Regions from separate parts of the Homo sapiens genome. Here region 1 is linked to region 2. The links are chromatin loops, found by intact Hi-C in ENCODE. Cell type or tissue: B cell. All regions are shown on one strand. Links, peaks and the distances in the headings refer to the core of each region. The heading gives the core; the rest is flanking DNA. Region 1 overlaps STX3 (syntaxin 3). Region 2 has its middle 16 kb from the start of MS4A12.

Evidence for each region. Hi-C counts contacts between places; a loop is a spot of excess contacts. Peaks named below come from ENCODE experiments on the same cell type or tissue, not always from the same donor. Only the 100,000 strongest peaks of a DNase experiment are listed, where the experiment ranks them.
Region 1: it touches region 2 in a loop (6-fold over the local background); 1 of 110 quality-filtered maps calls a loop at or near these places.

Annotation. Positions count from the first base shown.
Region 1 is chr11:59,798,732-59,808,520 of GRCh38, forward strand. STX3 (syntaxin 3) reads left to right here. Exons shown (of 11, transcript NM_004177.5): 11 at 2,124-7,147. It overlaps MRPL16 (mitochondrial ribosomal protein L16), which reads right to left. Exons shown (of 4, transcript NM_017840.4): 3 at 8,970-9,118; 4 at 7,409-8,101. The coding sequence ends at 7,616. Among named protein-coding and RNA genes, the nearest start is that of MRPL16, 7.2 kb to the right of the region's middle. RefSeq lists an enhancer at 4,078-4,127. In B cell, for the core only: CTCF peaks have their summits at 4,026 (motif pointing left) and 4,227; a DNase peak (open chromatin) is centred at 4,040.
Region 2 is chr11:60,472,362-60,482,150 of GRCh38, forward strand. No RefSeq gene overlaps it. Among named protein-coding and RNA genes, the nearest start is that of MS4A12, 16 kb to the right of the region's middle. In B cell, for the core only: no CTCF peak of the experiment used is centred there; a DNase peak (open chromatin) is centred at 4,870; H3K4me3 peaks cover 1,342 bases; H3K27ac peaks cover 1,477 bases.

The sequences.
Region 1 (9,789 bases), core at 2,997-5,496, 670 kb before region 2:
CTGGTCTCCTGACCTCAGGTGATCCACCCGCCTCGGCCTCCCAAAGTGCTAGGATTACAGGCGTGAGCCACTGCACCCGGCCTGAATCACGTTTAATAGTAGTGAGCATATCAATCTGGTTATTGGGACTATTAAGACTTTTGTGACTTTAAAACAAACAATTTTTTTTTGTTGTTGAGATTGTGTGTTGCTCTGTCGCCCAGGCTGGAGCGCAGTGGTGCGATCTTAGCTCACTGCAACCTCTGCCTCCCAGGCTCAAGTGATCCTTCCGCCTCAGCCTTCTGAGTAGCTGGGACTATAGGTGTACACCAACACGCCAAGATAACTTTTATATTTTTTGTAGAGATGGAGTTTTGCCATGTCACCCAGGCTGGTCTTGAACTCCTGGACTCAAGCGATCCACTTGCCTTGGCCTCCCAAAGTGCTGGGATTACAGGCATGAGCCACTGCGCCCAGCCAGTGACTTTTAAAATATTTTTCTGAATAAAATATAGCATGCATTGTTAAAAAAAAACCTATAAAATACAGAAAACATAAAACTAATGAACTTTTAATATTATTGCTGATAACCTTGTGGCACGTTCACATACTCAGACATAGTTTTACATAGTTCAGACTATATTATCCAGTTTTGTACCCAGTTAGAAAATTATAAGCATCATTCCACAGCATTAAAATCTCTTTGTAAATCTAATTTTCAATATGAGATTGTGGCCATACTCTCAAATATTTAACATTTTCACAATGTTGGAGGTTTATGTTATTTTGCTGTAGCTAACAGTGTGACTAACCTTATTTAATATTTTTCTCATTTAAATTTTCTCTTTATTACCAACTCATATAAGTTGGAGTACTGAAATAACAGGTATAAACATTTTTAAGACTTGGCACATAATACCATGCCAGTACCCAGAGCTGTGCCTTCCTTTTATATTTGTTTCAGTGTGTCTCTTCTTATTCCTCCTCCTTCCATGTGACCAGGGGATCTAAAAGTCAGCTTATTACAGCATTGAGCATTCAACTTCATCTTGAAAGATAAGCAACAGTGAGATGAACAACCTCTCATAGACAGGTGGTTGGTTGATTTTTTTTTTCCCCTCTTTTTTCTGGCACTTGGAGTCTAGCCCTTGACTTTTTTGTATGTGAACTTTAAATTTTGGTTTGGCTCTGAACAATCTGATTGAAATAGATGTTGAAATTTTAAAAAGATATAAGAGTTGTTATTTTTCCATATCCTTGGATGAAAGATGATATGCAAATTTGTGGTGCCCCTTTCTATTCCTAATTCCAGGACTTCAGAAGGTATATGAATCATTTTTCAGGACGTAACTCCTCAAAGAGGAGCAGACTAATTAATATGTTGTTTTTGGTTGACTAACCCTATCTTTAACCTGCTAAATTGCTGAGCAGTTGTTAAGCTGCTTTTTTTGTAGTGTATTCCATGTTCCCTAACAAAGTCAAGACTGATTGTTGCCTAGGTCTGGACTCTCCTCTTCCTCCATGTCACCCAAGGGAGAGAGGTCTCTGAACAGGAGGGTAGACAGTGTGTTTATATTTCCTAGTAATGTGCCAGCTGCTTGCTCTAAGATCATAGTATCCTCATTTTACAGACGGGGAAAGAGCAATGAAGTTAAGGAACTTGCCCAAGACTACATAGCTCATAAGGTGGAGCAGCCATAATATGACCCCTGAACTTTTTCCATAGGCTTTTCATTGTGTCCTTCTGTTTTCTAAAAGAAAGGCAGCAGGGAGTTCATGAAGATCGAGAACCAGAAAGCAGCTCCTGCAGCCTGTCTTCAGGAGCGGTGTTGCTGTGGGACCTGCAGAGCAGGTGTTTTCACTAGGGATTGTCCCTTCCCACCACGTCCTTCCATGGGTGTGGACAGCCTGTGAGAAGGCTTATAAAAGGCCTAGAGGCTTTTCTATTTTTTTCCCCTCTCACAGTAGGGCTTTTTGTTCTTTGTACAGTGGGATATTTAACTCCAAGTTCTGTCCTGGGTTTGTCTATTTCATAGTGATTTCTGGTCTTTCCTCCCCACCTTCCAGGTTTGTGGCTGACTCCTTCTGTTGCCCTTTGCCTTCTTCCTGTGTACTGATCAGCTCCTCCTTTCCCTGCCTCCTAGAAACTGATTTCACTCCAGACTGGTGTGGCCACCCTTGTCTTCAGATGAGAATGGAGTCTGAATGGCCTTCCTGAGAGCGAGTGCGACCCGTTCCTTTGTTTCCTTGCAACCACCCTTGGACCTGACTCAGCTAACAATCTAGCCCTGGGGGAATGTGATCTACCTGATGCGACCCTGAGTTCTCCCCAGAGCCTCCTCCTGCCCCACCAGCTCTCAAGTACCTTTTCTCCTGGACTGTGTGGACCCACCCAGCTTTCTTCCTCCCTGTTGTGTGTCAGATTATGCCTTGCACTTGGGAAAGCTCTTGTGAGACTCTCCCAAGGTGCTGTATTTTTCTACCTCATGGAGTATTCTCCCAGAAACTGCAATGTATTTTTTTAGGGGAGTATCTTTAACAAAGCAGAATGATTCTTCTAAGTTTGGCAACAAGAAGGCTTGGATCTGAGTCTTCTACCTGGCAGGATGCCAATCCTGTTTGTTGTCCGTATGTCCTGAAAACATGAGGGACTGGCAGATGTCATTTTGGTCTAAAGAGCTGACTTGTTTGAAATTCAGCCTTAAATTAAGCTCTTAGTTGTTCAGCTTGGGGGGCAACTTTGATTTTTCTCTGTGTTGTAGTCTCTCATATTTACTCAAGGAGGGACCAGGATGATACAGTCATCTGAGGTTATGCTTTGCAAAAGGCTGACGGTATGGAATATGTTTCCATGTCTGAGTCTTAGAAACTGGCTGCTCATTGTTAGAAAGTGATGCTTTGTGAGACTATTGTCTTGGGGCCAAAAATAATCAGGGATTTTAAATTGGGCAAGGGACAAGGTGCTAGAATCCTAAGCTCTGGAAATATTTCATGACACTGGTGTATTCACTCATGTGTTCCAGATGTATTCTAATTGTGTATGAAATGTATGTACACATAAGTGTGTGTGTCTCAGGAAGTAGGAAATAAAAATGGAAGCTATTATGACCTCAAAAAAAAAAAGCCAACTTTGAGCTAGGATAAAAATTGGGTAAAGGACATTTGCTTACCTGCAAATGAATCACTGTGGAAATGTGATCTTCCCATATCATCAAGAAACTTGTTTTCTGGATGAATACTGGGAGAATAAAATGAGAACTCTGGAGTGAGCTAAATTGATCCCAATTAAGTTTTTCTGCTTAGCAGACAGAAGGTATAATTTTTTGACACCCTTTCCCACCTGGTGCCTATGCTAGGCTTGTCCTGAGAACATCCCTCAGTAACTTGATATTCACATGACCTACAGGATGTCCCATCTGCAGGGCTGAGTCAGTTGGGGAACACCAGAGGCTACACAGTAGCTCTTCCTGCTACTCGGTTAATGAGCTTGGCAGGTTCTTTGTCTCACTGAATTCTTATCATGGAAACAGCAGCAGCAGCCGCTAGGAAATCTTCAAGTGTAGTGTCTGTGCTAACCCAGTGGTAAATCCCTTAGATCCCCTGCTGGTCTCTGGCAGTCTCCTTGATTTTGGGTACCATGTATATTTTCCGCTTTGACTTTAACGCTTTCTAGGATAGGGTAAGCACCCTTAATTCAGGCACTGTCCATTAGCTTCCTTTGCAAAGGCTACTTATGGCCGGTCACAATCCAGCACTCAGACAGAGCCAAGGCAATATCCTCTTGCCCATGGCTATGATGTCAGACAGTGGATGGGCTCCAGCAACAAGAGACAAAATAACTAAAGGCCTTTGCTCTCCTCTGACATTGAGGCCTGGGGCTTACAGTTTGGAATACAACATGTGAAGGTTTTTGTTGTTGTTTGTATTTTTTAGATGTAAACTTGATTATTTTATTGCTAATTTAAAAATAAAAATGACTTTGTATTGATTGTGAAACGGTTCTGGCTCTGTCTCGATGCAGAAACACAATGATCTGGTGCCACCATGTGGTGATTTTTATTCAGGTTTTAGAATGCAGTTCACACCTTTTTAAGCCATGTGCTGGATCAGATGGTTCAAAAGTGCAATTTTTGAACATGGTTTAACTCCCACAGAATGCAGTGTAACTATGTTTGTGTTTCAGATTTGAGGTGTTCCCCCCAAAAGAATTTGGTTCAGTCCTTGGGAGTATCTGGCTTTAGGAGGAAATGGGGGAGATCTGTCACGATGTTATCTAGAAGGTGGAATGACCATACCAAACATCCTTTTAATCTAACTTGAATGTCTCACCAAAAATAACATTTCTGTTGGCATTCTGGGTCCTAGAAGCCAGATCCATCTCCTTTTTCCTTCTGTTGCTCTCTTCCTTCACACCCTCTTCCATGTCCACATGCACTTATCTCCCTGCAGAATACTTTTTGCGATGATGTTTCTCATGTATTCTTTCTTTCCTTGTCTGGATGAGCAGAAGAAGATCATGATCATGATCTGCTGTATTATCCTTGCGATCATCTTAGCTTCCACCATTGGGAGCATATTTGCCTGAAAAAGGTGAGCCATCTGTGGGGAGGGTCAGACCTTCTTTCACTGACTTGAAACCTTTGTGTCTTGGGGGCACTCTAGGTGCCTTAATCTGGGTGGGATTAGGTGCTAATAATGGTTAGAGAAAACTAAAGAAAGGGATGTTTCAGAGACAGAAAAGTGAGTGAAGAATGAACTGTTAGTAGGTAGTCTGTGGGAGGAGGGGGGAGACAGAAGGTGGCAATCTGTCCTATAACCTGGTGTGGCAGAATGCTTTGTACAGGTGAAGGATAGTGATTCCTGCTAAACAGTTTGAGCCTTGGTATCTGGAAGTGACAAAAAGAACAAGAATTAGTTCTTGCATTAGGTGCATCTTGAACTTTTTGGAAGAGGGCCGGCCACACAGTAAATTCAAATTAAATTTCTTCCCTTTCAAGGTTAATGAAAGTTAACACAGCCTTGTATGTAGTCCTTTACCCCGGGTAAGAGGGATTTGGTGATCCCAGCCACGAACACCATGCTATATAATCTATGATTTTTTTCCTCCATTTTTCTGTTATCTCCCACAGCCCTCACAGATTGATCGACTGGCATTTCTAATCCTCCTTCCACTTCTGTGGTACCATCACTTCTCCACGCAGACTCCTCATCAGCTTCTCCTCTTTCCATTATGAAACTTCTTAAGAAACAGGGCACCAATCAACTACTTATTAAGAATTATGCAAAGAATAAACGTATACAGAATTGGGCGGAGGACAGGGACAGGGAGTACAGATACATAGCTGATTAGGCAGATGGTTTAAAGGAGGACTGCAGGGTAGAGAAGCAAGCAGAGTGGGCGCCTCTTTAGGAAGTGACACAGCCTGCATGTGCAGTATGGCTGTGAAGGGGCAGATATCATAGCACACCTAACTCAACAGGATCTTACTTGAACTGCTGTGAGTTGGTCAAGTCAGGGCACTTCTGCTCTTCAGGCTCCTCTAGGTCACACCTTTGACCACCCTACATCTGTTTCCTCTTTCAGGCTCCAGTAGTAGTCTTAAAAGTGAAGTTTATCTAAGGATAAGCACATGCCTATCTTGCTCACTGCTGTGTCCCCACTTTTTAGCACAGCGCCTGCTGCTTACAGGTACTCAAATATCTGCTGACTTAATTACTTATAATTAAGCTCTTATTTCAGTCATGGACAAATCCTTGGGTTTGACTCCTAAACTCTTTAAGGTACCAATGAGAACGTGGTTTGTTACTGTCAGAGGCTGTGTAAAGCCGCTTGGGAATGGGCTGATCTGCTTATGCAAAAATGCTACCAACCTTTCAAACCCCATTACCACAACATGAAAATTTAAAGTGCTTTTTCTATGGGTGGTGATGGTGGAGTTCTAGCAACAGCCTCTTAATCTGTGGAGAAGATGGCTGGCTCCAGGACTGTGGTTCAATAACGAAATACAGGCCCACAAAATAAAATAGGTTTATAGCATGACTGAACTCACACATCAGTAGAACACTCTGTGAACCATAACAAAGAACAGATAAAGGTGTCAAGTGAGAAAGGTGAAATGAGGTTATCACTCACTTCACCTCTCACCTGATTTGTGTTGCTAGCTGAAACTGCTGGCCAGTAACGTATGTATAAGAAACTGTTATAGGCCGGGCACGGTGGCTCATGCCTGTAATCACAGCACTTTGGGAGGCCAAGGCAGGTGGATCACCAGACTGACCAACATAGTGAAACCCCCTCTCTACAAAAAATACAAAAATTAGCCAGGCATGGTGGCTTGCACCTGTATTCCCAGCTACTTGGGAGGCTGAGGCAGGAGAATTGCTTGAATGCAAGAGGCGGAAGTTGCAGTGAGCCGAGATCGCGCCACTGCACTCCAGCCTGGGCAACAAGAGCTAAATTCCATCTAAAAAAAAAAAAAAAACAAAAAAAAAAAACTGTTCTTAATACTTAATACTGTCCCCAATTCCATTCAAGGTTCAGTTGTGTTCAGCTTTAAAACCAGCTATGTGAATGTGAGTTCTAGTGCAGATTATTTAGTGATTATGTAACTAAAATTGATGAAAAAATCACACTATACAACTGTGAGGAGCACACAACTGCTAAGTTTGTACTTTTGAAAGTAAATTATTCTTTGTTTGATACCTTATTTTTTAAGAAAGTGGGATTAAAAATATTTTGGTCAGTGCTGTTTTCTACCCACCTTCAAAAGCCAATGGTTTGATATTTCTATTAATTTGTGCTTCCTTTAGTTTTAATAGGGGATAGAAGACTGCAGCTGGTTGGGTCTGGAAAACATTAATCTGGGCAAACGGAGCTGGAGCTATGAGGATCTGAGTCCTAGGGGGCCCTCATTCACTAGCAGTAAGAATTTAAGTGGTGCATGGCACATAGCACTGTACTAGATTCTGCAGGGGCACAAACATAGAGCCAAACACTCTCCCTCTTGGAGAATTTCAGACCCAGAAAAGGCCACGCAGTTCTAACTTTTGTCATCGGTTCCTTTTGCTAAAAGGCAAAGGGTATGTTCCTTGCCTATTGTCCAACATACCCCTTCCAAGATTGTGAGAAGATGGGTAGCTGGGCATCAATAAATATTGAATCAATTGACCTATGTACTGTTGTTTTTTTCTTACTCTAAAAATGTGTTTTTAACCTAGTAAAATATCACAGAAACTGGCTCCTGAAGTGTGTACGTATAAAAGGCAGTATAAACATTTAAGTGAGACTCGCATCATAGATGGGGGAATGCAAACATTTGTTTCAGCCTTCATGTTCATCTTACACCCCAGGAGGACCAAGAACTCTTTAGTCATTGAGGCCTATTTCTTAATCTTTTAAGGGATTAAGAATGACCAATGAGAAGTTATATCCTGAAGTGATGTTTAAATTTTATTTAATAAAAATACAGTTTTCTTTTTAAATCAACAAATAACATTGTTTTTCAGAAATCTACTCAAATGCTGCTCCTTAGTTATGGCTTAAGAGCTACCCAAAGACTTCAGTGGGTAGGCTGAGGGGAATAGAAATGCAGAATCCTTCTTTCAGTAGCCTATATACAGTTATCTCCTACACTCACTACACACGTTTGGGCATGTAGAACTTGCCCCAGTATTTCCCCTTGTGGGTCAAGTCATATGGGCTCAGTACTTTCCGTATGCCCAGCATGTTGGCAGTGGCTATTCGCTCAAATGTCCAGGGGTTCTGGTTGTTACGTTCTCTTTCCTCTTGATCTTTTCGCATCTTCTCTAGAGTCCCGCGGCTCACAGCCTTTGCTGCGAAGGGCAACTTGTGGGCAACCTGGTCAAGGAAACCTTGCACTTCTTCAAATTCACAACGCCCACCCATCTCTACAACAAGGCGGCCAGCCTTCACAGGTGTCACGTAGTGGTCAATAGCACCTTTGCCTCCCCCCATGCGATGCCCAACACTTTTGCGAGTGATGGGCTTGAAAGGGGCTGGTACTCGCCATATGGCAAACATGTTCTTGGGGTCCATAGAGCGGTTGATTGTCAGGCGCATCATTTCAAAGTGGCCCCAATGCAGGTAGCCACCACCCAATGCCTAAAAGTGAATGGGAGAATTAGAAACACATGCGGACTTCGACATCATCTATGGGCTCATTATTTTGTCTCTTCTAGTAACTGTGGCTTCAATGATACAATTGAAAATAAAAATCTAAGTTCTAATAAGTCCCATGGAGGAAAAGCCTAGGGTACACAGTAATAGAGTGAAGGGGGACCCATTTCAGTGGAGAGCCAGGAAGGCTTCTTTGAAGAGGTGACATCTAAAGCTAAGACCAGAATAAAAAGAACTAGCCAAGGGAAAAGAGAGGAGTGTGCCAGGCATAAGAAAGGCTTATGTGGAGGCCCTGGCACAGCAGAGGGCTTGGCAAGTTGAACAGAAGCCAATGTGGCTGGAGTAGGGTGAGGAATGGGGAGAGTGGGCAGGAGGTTCTGAGAGGTCAGTGGGGGTGATTATGTAGGCTGCAGGAAGAGGACTTTGGAATATCACTCTGGCTGCCTGGTGGAAAACAAATCCTAGTGCACACCCATTTGTGTGGCTGCTGACATCAAGTCTTCATGGAAGCTACTCAACAAGTAAGGAAACAGCTGTCTTCCACATCCTATATTGTGGATGGTTTTATTTTTACCAGGGCTTGAAAAGATCTCATGATCTGATTATGGGGCACATTAGCTAGCCCCTTCCTTCTGCTTTTACGTTATTTTCACTCTACATTAAAAAAAAAAAAGATATATAACCCAAATGTTTACTGGGTACCCAGTAGCCTCTGTACATACCAGTTTAAAGAGCAACTGGTGGCAGTTCTAATAAAAACTGTGGAGGAAGAGACTAAATTATCTCAAGGAGTATGAGATTTTGTTATTCCCTAGCTTCCATCCCATTGCTGCTCGATGCTGAATTCACTCACCAAGATTGCAAAATTGCCTTCTGTAAACTCCGTAGCTTCAGTGGAAGGTCCCCGTATGTCACTTAAATTTTTAGGTTCTCTTCTTACTTTTGGCACAAGTGGTGCCCTTTCAATAAATCTAAGCTTGGGTTTTTCAGGAATGGAAACATCTAAAAGAAGCACAGACAACCAGGATAAAGTAAAACTATACATCTCAAAAGATCTATTTTCCTAGAAAGATTTATAACAGGTGAAAGTCTTAATTTCTTTCTTCTTCATTTTTTGGTAGAGACAGGGTCTCACTATGTTGCCCAGGTTGGTTTCAAACTCCTGGCCTCAAGTGATTTTCCTGCCTTTACCTCCCAAAGTGTTGGGATTACAAGTGCGAGCCACCATATCCAGCCTGAAAGTCTTAAAGTTACCACTGAACAGTAACTGTAAAGGTATATTACATTTTTGCAGATGCTTTTAGTGACACTGGAATCTTCTGGCTGTGACAGTGGCTAATGCAAATGTTTCTAAAACTTTAAAGATAGCAAAGTTTTATCCTCTGAATCCAAATGCACTTATTAATCACCAACTCTGTGCTTAACACTGTAACAGGGATTGTTTGGAAACCACTAGTTCACTTAATCTTTAAAATAACTTTATAGCCTTGGTATTCTTTCAGGGCTCTCTTTTTAAAAATTTTAAACTTGTCAAAGTTTAACACAGCTATATCAAAGGGCCAAATTAAAAATATACAGCTCAGTGAATTACCAGAAAGTGAACACATGAACACACACCACTATTACCCAGATCAACAAACAGGATATTAGGCAGGTAGTATTTTTAATCTCCA
Region 2 (9,789 bases), core at 3,314-5,813:
GTCTGCTTGGTGCAGAGCTGAGTTCAATTCCTGGGTATCCTTGTTAACTTTCTGACTCACTGATCTGTCTAATGTTGACAGTGGGGTGTTAAAGCCACCCCAAATCAACAGAATATATATTTCTTTCAGCACCACACCACACCTATTCCAAAATTGACCACATACTTGGAAGTAAAGCTCTCCTCAGCAAATGTAAAAGAACAGAAATTATAACAAACTCTCTCAGACCACAGTGCAATCAAACTAGAACTCAGGATTAAGAAGCTCACTCAAAACCGCTCAACTACATGGAAACTGAACAACTTGCTCCTGAATGACTACTGGGTACATAACGAAATGAAGGCAGAAATAAAGATGTTCTTTGAAACCAAAGAGAACAAAGACACAACATACCAGAATCTCTGGGACACATTCAAAGCTGTGTAGAGGGAAATTTATAGCACTAAAGGTCCACAAGAGAAACAGGAAAGATCTAAAATTGACACACTAACATCACAATTAAAAGAACTAGAAAAGCAAGAGCAAACACATTCAAAAGCTAGCAGAAGGCAAGAAATAACTAAAATCAGAGCAGAACTGAAGGAAATAGAGACAAAAAAAACCCTTCAAAAAATTAATGAATCCAGGAGCTGGTTTTTTGAAAGGATCAACAGAATTGATAGACCGCTAGCAAGACTAATAAAGAAAAAAAGAGAGAAGAATCAAATAGACGCAATAAAAAATGATAAAGGGGATATCACCACCGATCCCACAGAAATATAAACTACCATCAGAGAATACTACAAACATCTCTACACAAATAAACTAGAAAATCTAGAAGAAATGGATAAATTCCTCGACACATACACTGTCCCAAGACTAAACAAGGAAGAAGTTGAATCTCTGAATAGACCAACAACAGGATCTGAAATTGTGGCAATAACCAATAGCTTACCAACCAAAAAGAGTCCAGGACCAGATGGATTCACAGCCGAATTCTACCAGAGGTACAAGGAGGAACTGGTACCATTCCTTCTGAAACTATTCCAATCAATAGAAAAAGAGGGAATCCTCCCTAACTCATTTTATGAGGCCAGCATCATCCTGATACCAAAGCCTGGCAGAGACACAACCAAAAAAGAGAATTTTAGACCAATATCCTTGATGAACATTGATGCAAAAATCCTCAATTAAATACTGGCAAACCGCATCCAGCAGCACATCAAAAAGCTTATCCACCATGATCAAGTGGGCTTCATCCCTGGGATGCAAGGCTGGTTCAATGTATGCAAATCAATAAATGTAATCCAGCATATAAACCGAACCAAAGACAAAAACCACATGATTATCTCAATAGATGCAGAAAAGGCCTTTGACAAAATTCAACAACCCTTCATGCTAAAAGCTCTCAATAAATTAGGTACTGATGGGACGTATCTCAAAATAATAAGAGCTATCTATGACAAACCCACAGCCAATATCATACTGAATGGGCAAAAACTGGAAGCATTCCCTTTGAAAACTGGCACAAGACAGGGATGCCCTCTCTCACCACTCCTATTCAACATAGTGTTGGAAGTTCTGGCCAGGGCAATTAGGCAGGAGAAGGACATAAAGGGTATTCAATTAGGAAAAGAGGAAGTCAAATTGTCCCTGTTTGCAGATGACATGATTGTATATCTAGAAAACCCCATTGTCTCAGCCCAAAATCTCCTTAAGCTGATCAGCAACTTCAGCAAAGTCTCAGGATACAAAATCAATGTACAAAAATCACAAGCATTCTTATACACCAACAACAGACAAACAGAGAGCCAAATCATGAGTGAACTCCCATTCACAATTGCTTCAAAGAGAATAGAATACCTAGGAATCCAACTTACAAGGGATGTGAAGGACCTCTTCAAGGAGAACTACAAACCACTGCTCAAGGAAATAAAAGAGGATACAAACAAATGGAAGAACATTCCATGCTCATGGGTAGGAAGAATCAATATCATGAAAATGGCCATACTGCCCAAGGTAATTTATAGATTCAATGCCATCCCCATCAAGCTACCAATGACTTTCTTCACAGAATTGGAAAAAACTACTTTAAAGTTCATATGGAACCAAAAGAGAGCCCGCATCGCCAAGTCAATCCGAAGCCAAAAGAACAAAGCTGGAGGCATCAGGCTACCTGACTTCAAACTATACTACAAGGCTACAGTCACCAAAACAGCATGGTACTGGTACCAAAACAGAGATATAGATCAATGGAACAGAACAGAGCCCTTGGAAATAACGCCGCATATCTACAACTATCTGATCTTTGACAAACCTGAGAAAAACAAGCAATGGGGAAAGCATTCCCTATTCAATAAATGGTGCTGGGAAAACTGGCTAGCCATATGTAGAAAGCTGAAACTGGATCCCTTCCTTACATGTTACACAAAAATTAATTCAAGATGGATTAAAGACTTAAACGTTAGACCTAAAACCATAAAAACCCTAGAAGAAAACCTAGGCATTACCATTCAGGGCATAGGCATGGGCAAGGACTTCATGTCTAAAACACCAAAAGCAATGGCAACAAAAGACAAAATTGACAAATGGGATCTAATTAAACTAAAGAGCTTCTGCACAGCAAAAGAAATCACCATCAGAGTGAACAGGCAAGCTACAAAATGGGAGAAAATTTTTGCAACCTACTCATCTGACAAAGGGCTAATATCCAGAATCTACAATGAACTCAAACAAATTTGCAAGAAAAAAACAAACAACCCCATCAAAAAGTGGGCGAAGGACATGAACAGACACTTCTCAAAAGAAGACATTTATGCAGCCAACAGACACATGAAAAAATGCTCACCATCACTGGCCATCAGAGAAATGCAAATCAAAACCACAATGAGATACCATCTCACACCAGTTAGAATGGCGATCATTAAAAAGTCAGGAAACAACAGGTGCTGGAGAGGATGTGGAGAAATAGGAACACTTTTACACTGTTGGTGGGACTGTAAACTAGTTCAACCATTGTGGAAGTCAGTGTGGCGATTCCTCAGGGATCTAGAACTGGAAATACCATTTGACCCAGCCATCCCATTACTGGGTATATACCCAGAGGATTATAAATCATGCTGCTATAAAGACACATGCATACATATGTTTATTGCGGCACTATTCACAATAGCAAAGACTTGGAACCAAGCCAAATGTCCAACAATGATAGACTGGATTAAGAAAATGTGGCACATATACACCATGGAATTCTATGCAGCCATAAAAAATGATGAGTTCATGTCCTTTGTAGGGACATGGATGAAACTGGAAATCATCATTCTCAGGAAACTATCGCAAGGACAAAAAACCAAACACTGCATGTTCTCACTCATAGGTGGGAATTGAACAATGAGAACATATGGACACAGGAAGGGGAACAACACACTCTGGGGACTGTTGTGGGGTGGGGGGAGGGCAGAGGGATAGCATTAGGAGATATACCTAATGCTAAATGACGAGTTAATGGGTGCAGCACACCAGCATGGCACATGTATGCGTATGTAACTAACCTGCACATTGTGCACATGTACCCTAAAATTTAAAGTATAATAATAATAAAATAAAATAAACTATAAAGAAAAAGAATCTCTGGGCTAGCATTAGGCATTGGGATTTTTAAAAGGTCCCCAGATAATTCCAATTAAATCAAGTCTAGCCTAAAGCTGCCTCCTTACATTTTTTTTTTTTTTTTTTTTTTTTTTTTTTTTTTTTTTGAGACGGAATCTCGCTCTGTCACCCAGGCTGGAGTGCAGTGGCACGTTCTCGGCTCACTGCAAGCTCCATCTCCTGGGTTCACGCCATTCTCCTGCCTCAGCCTCCCGAGTAGCTGGGACTACAGGCGCCCACCACCACGCCCGGGTAATTTTTTGTATTTTTAGTATAGCCAGGATGGTCTCGATCTCCTGACCTCGTGATCTGCCCGCCTCGCCTCTCAAAGTGCTGGAATTACAGGCGTGAGCCACTGTGCCCTGCCCGCCTCCCTACGTATTTTAAGGTTGGCCTAAAAGTTTTTCTTTACATCGTGAACTATAACAAGTGGAGGTGTAAACAGACAGTAGCCTACCCTTGTGCCAGTCACTAAGTTTTGATCAATCAAATGTAGTCAACTGTTCAAACCGTGATCAAATAAGGTAATGTCAACCTGTAACCAATCCAACTGTTTCTCTACCTTATTTCCTTTTCTGTACATCACTTTTCCTTTTCTGTTCATAAATCTTCTTCCACCACGTGACTGTGCTGGAGTCTCTGAGCCTCTGGCTAGAGGAGGGGCTGCCCGATTCGCGCATCATTCATTGCTCAATTAAACGCCTTTAAATTTAATTTGGCTGAAGTTTTTCTTTTATCAGTACAGCTGCCGTGAAAACTAGTGATTTTAAAAATAGCATGCATCCTAGGTTAGAATGCTAAACGCCTGCGGAAAACTCAATTCTGCTGAACTCTACTCCATTTTGTCCTGTTCAATGAGAGCCTTTTTTTGAATTTGTCTTTCTCAGAGCTTTGCTAATTAAACATTTTCAAGAGAACTCAGGAAAGAAAAAGTCTTTAAGAGAATCTCTTGCAGTTCCACACTGGCAAACAAAAGGCCTGCAAAATAGTATATCCTAGATGGATCTTAGCTTTTTTTTTTTTTTTTTGACAAGCACCTAATTCAAATTTAAAAGAAGAAAAATTGTGTGTTGCATTCAATGTCTTAATAAAGTTTTCTGTCATCTCGTGATGCATTGTTCCTGTCATCAATTCTGATTTACTGCAGCTGTTTCCTGCAAAACGCAAAAGCGTAACTTCAACAAGTTTCATTTCCTATAAAGATAAAAGTACAGAAAGTTGTGGATACATCTCTGGGCAAATCTGTTACTGCAGAAGCTGATGAAAAATGGTGCCAGAGCTATTTACGCAATGAGAGCTTTCTGATGCTTTAGGGCTGGGGACTTCTCGTTTCCTTGATCTCACCTGGTTCATGGAGCAGTATCGTTCTTGTCATTGATGCTGCACCTCAGAGATTTGTTGCTACTGTATTGGCTGTTGTGGTTGTTTCCATCAAAGATGAGCAAGAATTGCTTTGAAGAAAATTTTACAACACCCAATTGTCAATGAGTTATTATAAGTGATATGACTGAACTTTAGCTCTAAGTGAATAGAAGTGTCTAAATTACACCTGCACCATCCTCTTGACTACTCACTAGTGAGATGGAGACTAATTCATCTAAATTCTCTACACTTCACAAAGGCAGGAATTCTTGTCTATGTTGTTTACTCCTATATACACAGCACTTAGTACCAAGCACATGGAAAGCTGAATTTGTTGAATTTGCTGACTGAATGTAGCCCTTTTATCTAGCTGTGTCTGTAGGCTCTAGACCTTCCACCATTCTGAGGTAATTGCTTGCCTAGATGCTCGTGCAAACCATTGAATTCTCTCTCTCCTGTCCTTCACAACCAAACAACTCAAAAGCAGAGTCTGCTTTCAGGTTTGAATGTTTTCATATCGCGTTCATTTTTCAGTGAATTACAGTCTGTCTATTCTCTCTAATACTTTTCTAGAATTGTTTCCCCAAATGCTGCCAATGACTTCTTAATTGTTGAATCCAGTGGATTCTACTCAATTCTCATTCTGTGAGATTTAACAACACTGCCCTTTTGCTTCCTTGCCTTTTGAGACACATGCCCTTCCTTAGCTTCCAAGATGGGACACTCTTAACTCTCTCTCCTACTTTCTTAGACATACACAATTTCATCTTCACTAGTTGCATTTTTTCTGACAACCAAATGTGCACATTCCTTACAAAGTGTTACCTTCCCCCAAAAACTCTCATCCATTCCCATAACTCAGTCTATCAATTTTAGGTAACTAATTCATGTAATTGCATTTTCAATCCTGTTTACTCATCTGATTTCCAAGCCTGCATGTCCGGGTATTTGCAAATTATTTCATAATGATCTCCTATCTGCAATGTAAAACTATAGAGCTGGTCCAGTCTGAGCCCGCGGTCTAATTCCCATGCACCTCCTTTTTAGCTTCCTGTCTCTCTCCCTTCACATCCTCCCCCATCATCCACACTCACAGCTGAGAGATGTATTTGATTTATTCCTTTTTCACTCTTTTTATCTAATGAAGTTCCTCATGTACTTTAAGTTTTGTCTACTCTAAAATGTCTCTAAAATCCAACTCTCCTCTTCTTTCTAGTCTTCACTTTAGGCCTAGTTTCTCATTTGCTCCTGCTGTTTCACTTATTTTATAAACGATTAATTGGAATTGTTACATCCCTACTTAGACATCTTGAATGATTCTCCAGTGCTTACCAATTAAAGTCCAGATGCCATGGACATATAAGATCCTGCATAGTATTGTTTTAACTTTTCTCTACTGCCTTCTCATTACACCCTAATTTAGCCACAGTCCAGCCTGGTTATTCAATTATTGCTCCTGAACACAAATAGAATGTTTCTGTTTTCCTCCTGTTTAGATATTGTTCCCCTACGTGGAATAGTCTTCTCTTTTTTCTCTCTTACTAAGTTCTACCTATTCTCTAAGATTCATCTCAAATCCTTCCTATTCCATGAGGTTTTCTTCTAATACTCCAATTTTATTGAGCTCCCACCTGTGCTATATTATTGAGCAATTATTTTCTCCTATGCACCAGGACATTATACCATTATTTAGCTCTTCTGGGCTGACTTATATCACTGGTTATCTTGTAAAATTATTTGTATTGAGATTTGTTTCACACACCATAAAATTTACTCTTTTAATTTTTTAAGGAGGTTTTTGAAGAAGCTCCCATACTGTTTTCCATGGTGGCTGTACCCATTTACATTCCCACCAACAGTGAGCAAGTGTTTCCTGCTCTCCACATCCCCTCCAGCATTTAGTTTCTTTCTTTGATAACAGCTATTTTAACTGGGGTGAGATGATATCTCATTGCAGTTTTGATTTGCATTTCTCTCATGACTAGTGATGTTGAACATTTTTTCATATACCTGTTGCCATTTGTATGCCTTCTTTTGAGAAATGTCTATTTTGCCCATTTTAAATCAGATTTTTTTTGTATTGAGTTGTTTGAGTTCCGTATACATTTCTGTTAATTAATCCTCTGTCAGTTGAATGGTTTGCAAATACTTTCTCCCATGCTGTAGGTCTCTTTATTTTATTTTATTTTATTGATTATTTTCTTTGTTGTCAAAAGCTTTAATCCAGCAATCTGACTGCTAGGTATATATCCAAAAGAAAGGAAATCAGAGTATTGAAAAGAGACCTGCACTGTCATGTTTATTGCAGCACTATTCACAGTAACCAAGATATAGTATCAACTCAAGTGTCCATGAACAGATGGATGGATAAAGAAAATGGGATATATATAATATATATAGGAATATTATTCCACCATAAAAATTAATGAAATCATGCCATTTGCTACAATATGGATGGAACTGGAGGACATTATGGTAAACGGAATAAGCCATACATAGAAAGACAAATGTCACATGTTCTCACCAATATGAGGGTGCTAAAAAAATGATCTCATGGAGATAGTGAATAGAATGGTGGTTAACAGAGCCTGGGAAGGGTAGTGAGGAGGGAGGGATAAAGAGGAGCTGGTCAGTGGGTACAAAAATATAGTTATATAGAAGAAATAAGTGCTAGTGTTCAATAGGGTGACTAGAGCTAATAATTTACTGTATATTACAAAATAGCTGGAAGAGTAGATTTGGAACATTCCCAAAATAAAGAAATTATAAATATTTAAGATGATGGATATCCTAATTACCCAGATTTAATCATTACACATTGTATGCTTGTACTAAAATATCACATATATGCCATAAACATGTACAACTATTAGGTATTCATAAAATTTGAAAAATTACCCCTTTGTTTTTAAATATATTAGGAAGTTGTACAACCATCACCACTATATAATTCTAGAATATTTTCACCACCCCTAAATGAAACCTAGACTCATTAGCAGTCACTCCCCGTTTTCTCCTTCCCCCAGTCTCTGGCAACCACTAATCTACTTTCCATTTCTATGAATTTGTCTATTCTGGACATTTCATATGAATGGAGTAACGCACATATATGGCCTTTTCTATCTGGATTTTTGCACTTAACATGATGTTTTCAAGGTTCATCCATTTCGTGGCATGTACTTCATTCTTTCTGATGAATGAATAATGTTTCAGTGTATGCATATACCACATTTTCTGTATCCATTCATCAGTTAATAGACATTTGAGTTGTTCCCACTGTTTGGTTATTATGGCTATGAACATTTGTATATAAGTTTCTGTGCGAGCATATATTTTCAGTTCTCTTGGGTATATACCTAGTAGTCGACTTGCTAGGTCATATGGTAACTTTATATTTAGCTTTTTGAGGAATTGCAAAACAACTTTTCAAAGCAACCACACCATTTTACGTCCCCACCAGCAAATTATGAGGGCTGTAATTCTCTAAATCCTCACCAACACTTGTTACTTTCTTTTTGATGATAGCCGTCTTTGTGAATGTGAAGCAGTATCTCATTGTGGTGATCTGCATTTCGCTAGAGTCTAATGATATTGAATATCTTTTCAGATGCCTGTCATGCACATACTGATTGGCCATATGTGTATTTTCTTTGGAGAAATATATATGCAAATCCTTTGCCAAATTTTAATTGGATTATCTTCTGATTGTTGAGGTGTAAGCTTTCTTTCTGTATTCTAAATACTAAACCCTTATCAGATATATGATTTGCAAATATTTCTCCCCTTCTGTGGATTGTATTTGCATTTTATTTATAGTATCCTTTGATGCACAAAAGTTTCAAACTGAAGAAATGAATTAAAAGAATCCTTTTGAGGAGATAATTTAATAAACAAGGCAGTTGGTGACAGAAGAGATCCAATGAATTAAAGAGGGTATGACTAAAATCTTAGAGAAATTGGAGAGGCAATATTTAACAACATTCTATAGCATTATCTAGGAAGAAGGCACTTTGCATAATAGGCGAAAATGAGAGTTGCTCCTTTTGTTGTTCATGTATGACTATTCGATAAGCAAGGAATGTGTGTGTCTATGTGCAAAGCAATACAGGGAATTAATCATTGAAGTCTACATTTTAACCAGCAAGAAATAAAGGAGGACAAAGTAAGGAGACAGAGATGGTGAGAAAGAGCAATGCTCTACTATAACTAAGACTCCTCCTTATGAGGCATCTTAATTTAGAACTATGCCTATGCTTTAGAGGACTGAAACAGGAGGAACTTGACTTAAATTATTAAGAGAATTACATTGGTTTAAAATAAGGAGAAGGAAAACTAATTTTCTTTTAAATGTACACCATGGGACAGGGATTAGGGTAGAAGCATTACATCCAGTAAATCATTTATTCCTCACCTCAACCCAACGAAGGTGGGTATAATCCTATTTTACAGAGGAAGAAATAGAGTTTAAAGAAACATCACTTCCCAAGGTCACACAATAGAGGAACTGGAATTCAAACTTCAGCCTAATTATAAAATATTCATTATTTCTCCTACTGTCTTAGGACTAAAAAGGAAAATCTCTCTATCTTCCATCTAAAGACATAACATATTACATTAACTCTTTACTTTTTTCCACTGTTTAACATCTTTGAGATCTTACAGTATCATAGGTTAAGTGGCTGAATTTTCTTTCTTGGTGTTGCATAAAATAATGGCACATCTTAACAACAATTATGTGATAGATTCAATGAACTACTCAGATATATGACTGACTTTTGATGGAAATTCTGGCAGAGATAT